2 separate regions of the Homo sapiens genome follow, and region 1 is linked to region 2. A link is an interaction called in ENCODE POLR2A ChIA-PET data of the cell type or tissue named here. Cell type or tissue: GM12878. All regions are shown on one strand. Each heading gives the region's core, and the rest is flanking DNA. Links, peaks and the distances in the headings are about the cores only. Region 1 overlaps LOC107984242 (a long non-coding RNA gene). Region 2 overlaps MACROH2A2 (macroH2A.2 histone).

Region 1 (2,908 bases), core at 309-2,808, 150 kb before region 2:
GGTGTAGCATACAGGTTTATCGTTAGCTGTTTGACAACATAAATTCATGCTTCTAAAAGCTTGAAAACAACAAATTACTCCAGTACTTTACATACATCCCCATCTGGTTTACATTTTGCATTTTCTTTACACATCCTTTCTTCCTAGACAACGCAAAGGGAAATTTAACTTCAGACTCTGTCCACATGCTGTCACACAAAACTCTAAATTAGTGGGCTTCACAGTCATTAGACCCCTGCCATGTGTGGGGATGAGGTCACACTCACAAGCGCTCATGGTAATGAAATCACACGCAGCTCAGACCCAAAACGTCTATACCAACATTCTTACTCTAAATGTCACTAGCTTAGCTTAGAACTTGGACAACTTCCTCTTCTAAGTCTTGGGTTCCTCATTTGAAAAGTGAAGCAAGTCTGGGCAACATAATGAGACGCTCATCTCTACAAAAACATTTTTCAAAATTTAGCTGAGTGTGGTGACACTCGCCTGTAGTCCCAGCTACTCCGGAGGCTGAGGTGGGAAGATTGCTTGAGCCCAGGAGTTTCAGGCTGCAGTGAGCTATGATCGCACCGCTGCACTCCAGCCTGGGCAACAGAGTGAGACCCTGCCTTAAAAGAAAAAAAAGGAAAAAAAAAAAAAAAAGGAAGGAAAGAAAAAAGAAAAGTGAAGCCATGCAGTAGTGAACAAGAGTTGATCTCTGTGGACACAAAGAGGGTTCATCTGAACCCAGGGATGTTTCTTGCCCTGGGCCGGATTCTCATGGCCCTGTAGCCCAGGGACAACTTCTCCAGCAGCCACGGAGTACTTTTAGAGGCCACAAAAATATCTTAATTTTTCACCTTTTTAAATTTAGAAAAAAAAAATGAATATATAACAATGAATCCAGCCAGGATTGTTTTTGTCTTTCTACCAGCACAATTGTAAAATATAATTTTTTGTATTTTTTTAATGGAGGAAGGCAAAACTGCCCAGGGCCCCCAAAAGTCATAACGCAGCCCAGCCCACATCCTCTGCCCCTTAGAATTCACAGTCACCCTAGCTGCGGGTGTCCCCACCTCCAGGCCACACTCCTCCCCTCCCAGGCGAGGGCCCAGGCAATCAGGGTGTGACCCCGTTCTGACCCCCTCCCCTTCAGGCTCTGGCCAGGGCAATCACAGCTCACTGATGATCTCAGGATAGAGTAGAACATTCACTGGAACCCAGAAAGGGGAGAGTCAGTGTTAGCTGAATATCCTGGGTAAATGGGCAAAGAAACCTCTTTTGTTCCAGTCCTGGGGTTATTCATTTACTTATGACACTTTACCTACTGCCACAAAGGATTCAAAGTCACAAGAATCTATGTAATAAAATAGAAATGTGTGTAAAGAGAAGTTTAAAAGTCAGAGTCAAGGAAAACAAGTAGAGAGGAGACAGCTGTGGCTGGGAAGCCCAGGGGATGGGGAAGGTCCTTGCCGTAACTGAGGCAGGGTCACACACATCACTTCAGGCCACCTAGTGGTCACAGAAAAAAAAAAGGCTGGGCCTGGTTTCGGAGCCCACACTGCCCTGCCCAGTGGGTTGCAGCCCCCCGAGGTTTAGCCCCGTGTGTGTAAACACATTGTCTCCCCACACGGTTGTTGCTGCCATAGTACTCAGCCAGGACCCCACCCTATCACTGGACTGCACCCCGGGCTCCTGACTTCAGGCCCCTGCCCCCAAGCCTCTCCACTTGAATCTTGGCTGTGTGTCAAATGCAGTACAGGGAGATGAGAAGTAAAAAGACACGTGGTCAAAGAGTTTGCACAGTAGCTGTGAGTCCATACTAACGCCCAGCAGACCAGGACAACCAGGCGAGAAGAAACAATCCAGTGATGGAACAGGAGAAGCAGGCACATTGCAGGAGGGACCAGGGAAAGGCCAGCCCTATGGACAGGGGCCACAGAGGGCTTGCAGAGGAGAAAGACATGCTGTCTGTTTTGGGGGACTTGCGGCACCTCCTGGTGAGAACTGCCTGCCCAGGGAGCCAGAGGTGCACCCAGCCCTGCCCACTGAGCATGTTGGTGAAAGTTCTTTGTAAATTGTAAGGCACTGGGTCTTAAGGCCGTTTGTCTCCTGCAGTTCCTCTCTCATTCCAGTGCCTGTGGCTGCGTGCTCTGGCACAGCAGGACACATGCCTAGCGTTGTCCACCTGGATACCTGCAAAGAATGAGCCAGTACCCCATGGGTGACAGTGTGACCGGGTCATCTGGGCCCGAATGGTGCCTCTCCCCAAGGCTGGGGAGTTGTGGTTGTGGTCATGTGAGCCAAGGGAAGCCACATTGCTTCCCTTGCTGAGGGAAGAGGAGGCTCCTTCCACACATGCCCACCCCGCCCCATCTCCGCCCCACCCAGTGCTGGCCTCCCTTCCCCGGCCCTGCCTTCGCCTGGCAGAATGGCATAGGATGGAGCTGGGGAGGGTTGTCGTTAACCCATAAGTGGAGGAGGGCACTGGCCAGCAAGTCGAGAGACTCAGCTTCTAGTTCTTTCTCTACCATTACCTCACTGTGTGGCTTGGGCACCTTACTCCAGGTCTTAGTTTCCCCAAGCGTCAAGTGAAGAAGCTGGACATGGGTGACCTCCATAAAACTTTCCAGCTCCGACACCCTGAGGCCCTCTGGCCCCACAGGCAGGTCACCTCCTGGGAGGATTGTGGAGGCGGGAGTACTCCATGTCCCCCCCTCCACCTAGAGTTATTTGGCTGTGACAGTATTATGCATGGCATTGGTTTTGCAAAACTGTGTGTGGCATGTGTGTGCTTTGTAACCCCAAATAACAAAACTTGGAGTAGGCCTGTGCCACCCAGGAGTAGGGTGAGCGGGGTCAGCTTGCCTTAGGGCAAGAACAGCTGTAGGGGTTGTTTCTCACATTGGTGTCGACACAGAGGATGTAT
Region 2 (2,908 bases), core at 117-2,616:
TTACTTGATTGGATGTTTGACATTGCCAATAGGAACATATTCCTTTTATTTAAAAATGACTTTTGGCTGGGTGCAGTATAATCCTAGCACTTTGGGAGGCCGAGGTGGGTGGATCACTTGAGGTCAGGAGTTCAAGACCAACCTGGCCAACATGGTGAAACCCCATCTCTACTAAAAATACAAAAAATTAGCCGGGCATGGTGGCGGGTGCCTGTAATCCCAGCCACTTGGGAAGCTGAGGCAGGAGAATCGAATCGCTTGAACCCGAGAGGCAGAGGTTGCAGTGAGCTGTGATCGAGCCACTGCACTCCAGCCTGGGCAACAGAGGGGCATCCTGTCTCAAAAAAAAAAAAAAAAAAAAGACTTTACATTAGAGGAATACCATTCTGCTAGTAACATGATTATACTTTTAAAATATATGAAATAAATCAGCCATGACTGTAACAAGCCAAACTCTGTCCGGCATACAATAGCAGCCAGGTGCTCGGGAAGATGGCACCATGCAGGCAAGGCCCATCTCCAGGGTCCTTGGTTCTCAGCAGAGCAGCCTCCAGTTTTAGGGGCATCATTGTTCAGTCCAAAGAGGGACACTCTGCTTCTGGTGCACAAATATACGTGGTCGTAGAGTCAGCACGCATGGCGGGCCCCTACCCAGGGCCTCGGTGTATTGTGTGGCCTGGGTCCTGCACTCAGGCGTTCACGTGTGATGACACTGAGCCCCGTCTAGGCACTGGAAGGCAGGGAGCCTACAGCCTCCCCTGATGGACGAAGGGGTCCCTTGGATTTGGCTTCTACCCATGTGAGGAAGTGCAGTCAGCACTTCCCTGACACTGTGGACATTGCCAGGAAATACTTATATAAACTAGGTGGGCATCATAGATTTCCAGTCAGTCTTTCACCTCAACCCCACACACAGCTCTGGAATACGGCGGACACACGTTTCTGTTACAAGTGCTGCCCCTAGTGGCCACGGACCCTTGCTACGCCGATTCCTGGGTTCCTGGAGGGGCACAGGGCGCAGACGGGCAGCGTGGGGGCAAGCATGGCTCATGGCTGAAGCTGCAGCTGCCTCAGGCAGATCCGAGGGAACTGCTCCCCTGGGGAGTCCCACAGGGACTTCCCTCGAGCTTAGCAGCCACGGGGCTTTATCAACTCTGTCACCAATGGGAACCACATTTAGGGGAGTAAACAGTAAAACAAAGGAGTATGACAGAAATTGTGAGACAAGGCTGGCCTAATTCAGTTTCACAGCCCGCTTTTGAAACCCCACTCTCTGCAGGGCATGTGGAGATCATCAAATGGCAGTCCCTGTCAAGGAACTACACAATCAAGTTCAGTGGTTCTCAACTCATAGAAGGTCCTAAAATCACATAAGCATAAGCCCCTGCACCAGACCTACTGAGTCAGGACCTCTGGGTGGTCAGTACCCTGACTCTGTGGGGCCCAGGCACAGCTATTTTTTAAAAGCCACAGTAGGCCAGGTGTGATGGCTCACGCCTGTAATCCCAGCACTTTGGGTGCCTGAGGCAAGAGGATCACTTGAGCCCTGGAGTTCAAGACCAGTCTGGGCAACATAGCAAAACCTCATCTCTATAAAAAAATTTTAAAAATTAGCACATGCCTGTAATCCCAGCTACTCGAGAGGCTGAGGCACTAGAATCACTTGAACCCAGGAGGTGGAGGTTGCAGCGAGCTGAGATCGCACCACTGCACTCCAGCCTGGGCGACAGAAAAAGACTCTGTCTCAAAAAAAAACTAAAAATAAAAAAATAAAAATAAAAGCCACTGTATTCATTTCCTGTGGCTACTGTAACAAATTACCACAAAGTTCGTGGCTTCAGACAACACAAATTTGTCTTCTTACAGTTCTGGAGGCCAGAAGTCCACAATGAGTTTTAAGAGTCTAAGATCCAGGTGTTGGCAGGGCTGGTTCCTTCTGGAGGCTCAGGGAAGGATCCCTTCCTTGCCTTTTCCAGCTTCTAAGCTGCAACATTCCTTGGCTCCTGGCTGCATCGTTCCAATCTCTGTCTCCTTCATCCCACGGCCTTCTCCTGCCTTTGACCTTCTTGCCTCCCTCTTATCAGGTCCCAGGCTCACCCAGACAGTCCAGGATCATCTCCCCATCTCAAGAGCCTTCACTTAATCACATCTGCAAAGTCCTTTTTGCCATGTACGGGAACACCCACAGGTTTCAGGGAGGAGGACGTGGATGTTTTGGGATGCCATTACTTTACCTGCCACAGCCACCAGAGAGGATCTGATGTGTCCCTTTAACTAGGAACCATTGTGAGGAGGTAGCCCAACCCAGGGACTACTTGGCAGACCATATGAAAATGGCGCATCAGAGCAGCATTAAACGCTTCTACCCAAAGCTTGTGCTAACTGTGCAAAGCAATACAGCCCAGCTCTTGCTCTCGTTAAACATAGTCCACATCAGGAGCACAGGATGCTGCCCAGCCAACGTCTCTATCACTGCCTTATCTCCAGATCTAACAGGTACCTGATGAGGTTAGGCTATAACCTAGGAAACCTTAGGAAATAACCCGCGGCATTTTCTCTCCTATGTCCCAGCCGCCGTCAGCCAATCCAGTGGACTCGCAGCCAAATTTGTCATCCACTGTCACATCCCTCAGTGGGGCTCCGACAAATGTGAAGAACAGCTTGAAGAGACCATCAAAAACTGCCTGTCAGCGGCGGAGGACAAGAAGCTAAAGTCCGTCGCGTTCCCGCCTTTCCCCAGCGGCAGGTAAGATGCAGTTCCCCTGAGTTGATTCCTCCGGCTTTTTCCCTGGAAATCAGCTGCTCCCCCACTTACATCTGATCTGGGTGTTGCCAAGGGCTGCCAGCACAGCCAAGTATGCTGACCAGATGACAGGGCAGGAAACCCGGTTTTCATCCTTCAGAAACC

Evidence for each region. Peaks named below come from ENCODE experiments on the same cell type or tissue, not always from the same donor. Only the 100,000 strongest peaks of a DNase experiment are listed, where the experiment ranks them.
Region 1: POLR2A ChIA-PET joins it to region 2 with 10 read pairs; 4 of 35 experiments call an interaction of 5 or more read pairs at or near these places.

What each region holds. Positions count from the first base shown.
Region 1 is chr10:69,959,730-69,962,637 of GRCh38, forward strand. All of the region lies in intron 2 of LOC107984242 (a long non-coding RNA gene), which reads right to left. Among named protein-coding and RNA genes, the nearest start is that of LINC02636, 48 kb to the right of the region's middle. RefSeq lists an enhancer at 1,609-2,109. In GM12878, for the core only: a CTCF peak has its summit at 1,506 (motif pointing left); no DNase peak of the experiment used is centred there.
Region 2 is chr10:70,106,462-70,109,369 of GRCh38, forward strand. It overlaps MACROH2A2 (macroH2A.2 histone), which reads left to right. Exons shown (of 9, transcript NM_018649.3): 8 at 2,572-2,746. Among named protein-coding and RNA genes, the nearest start is that of AIFM2, 25 kb to the right of the region's middle. RefSeq lists an enhancer at 1,025-1,104. In GM12878, for the core only: a CTCF peak has its summit at 991 (motif pointing left); a DNase peak (open chromatin) is centred at 1,180; H3K4me3 peaks cover 531 bases; H3K27ac peaks cover 1,469 bases.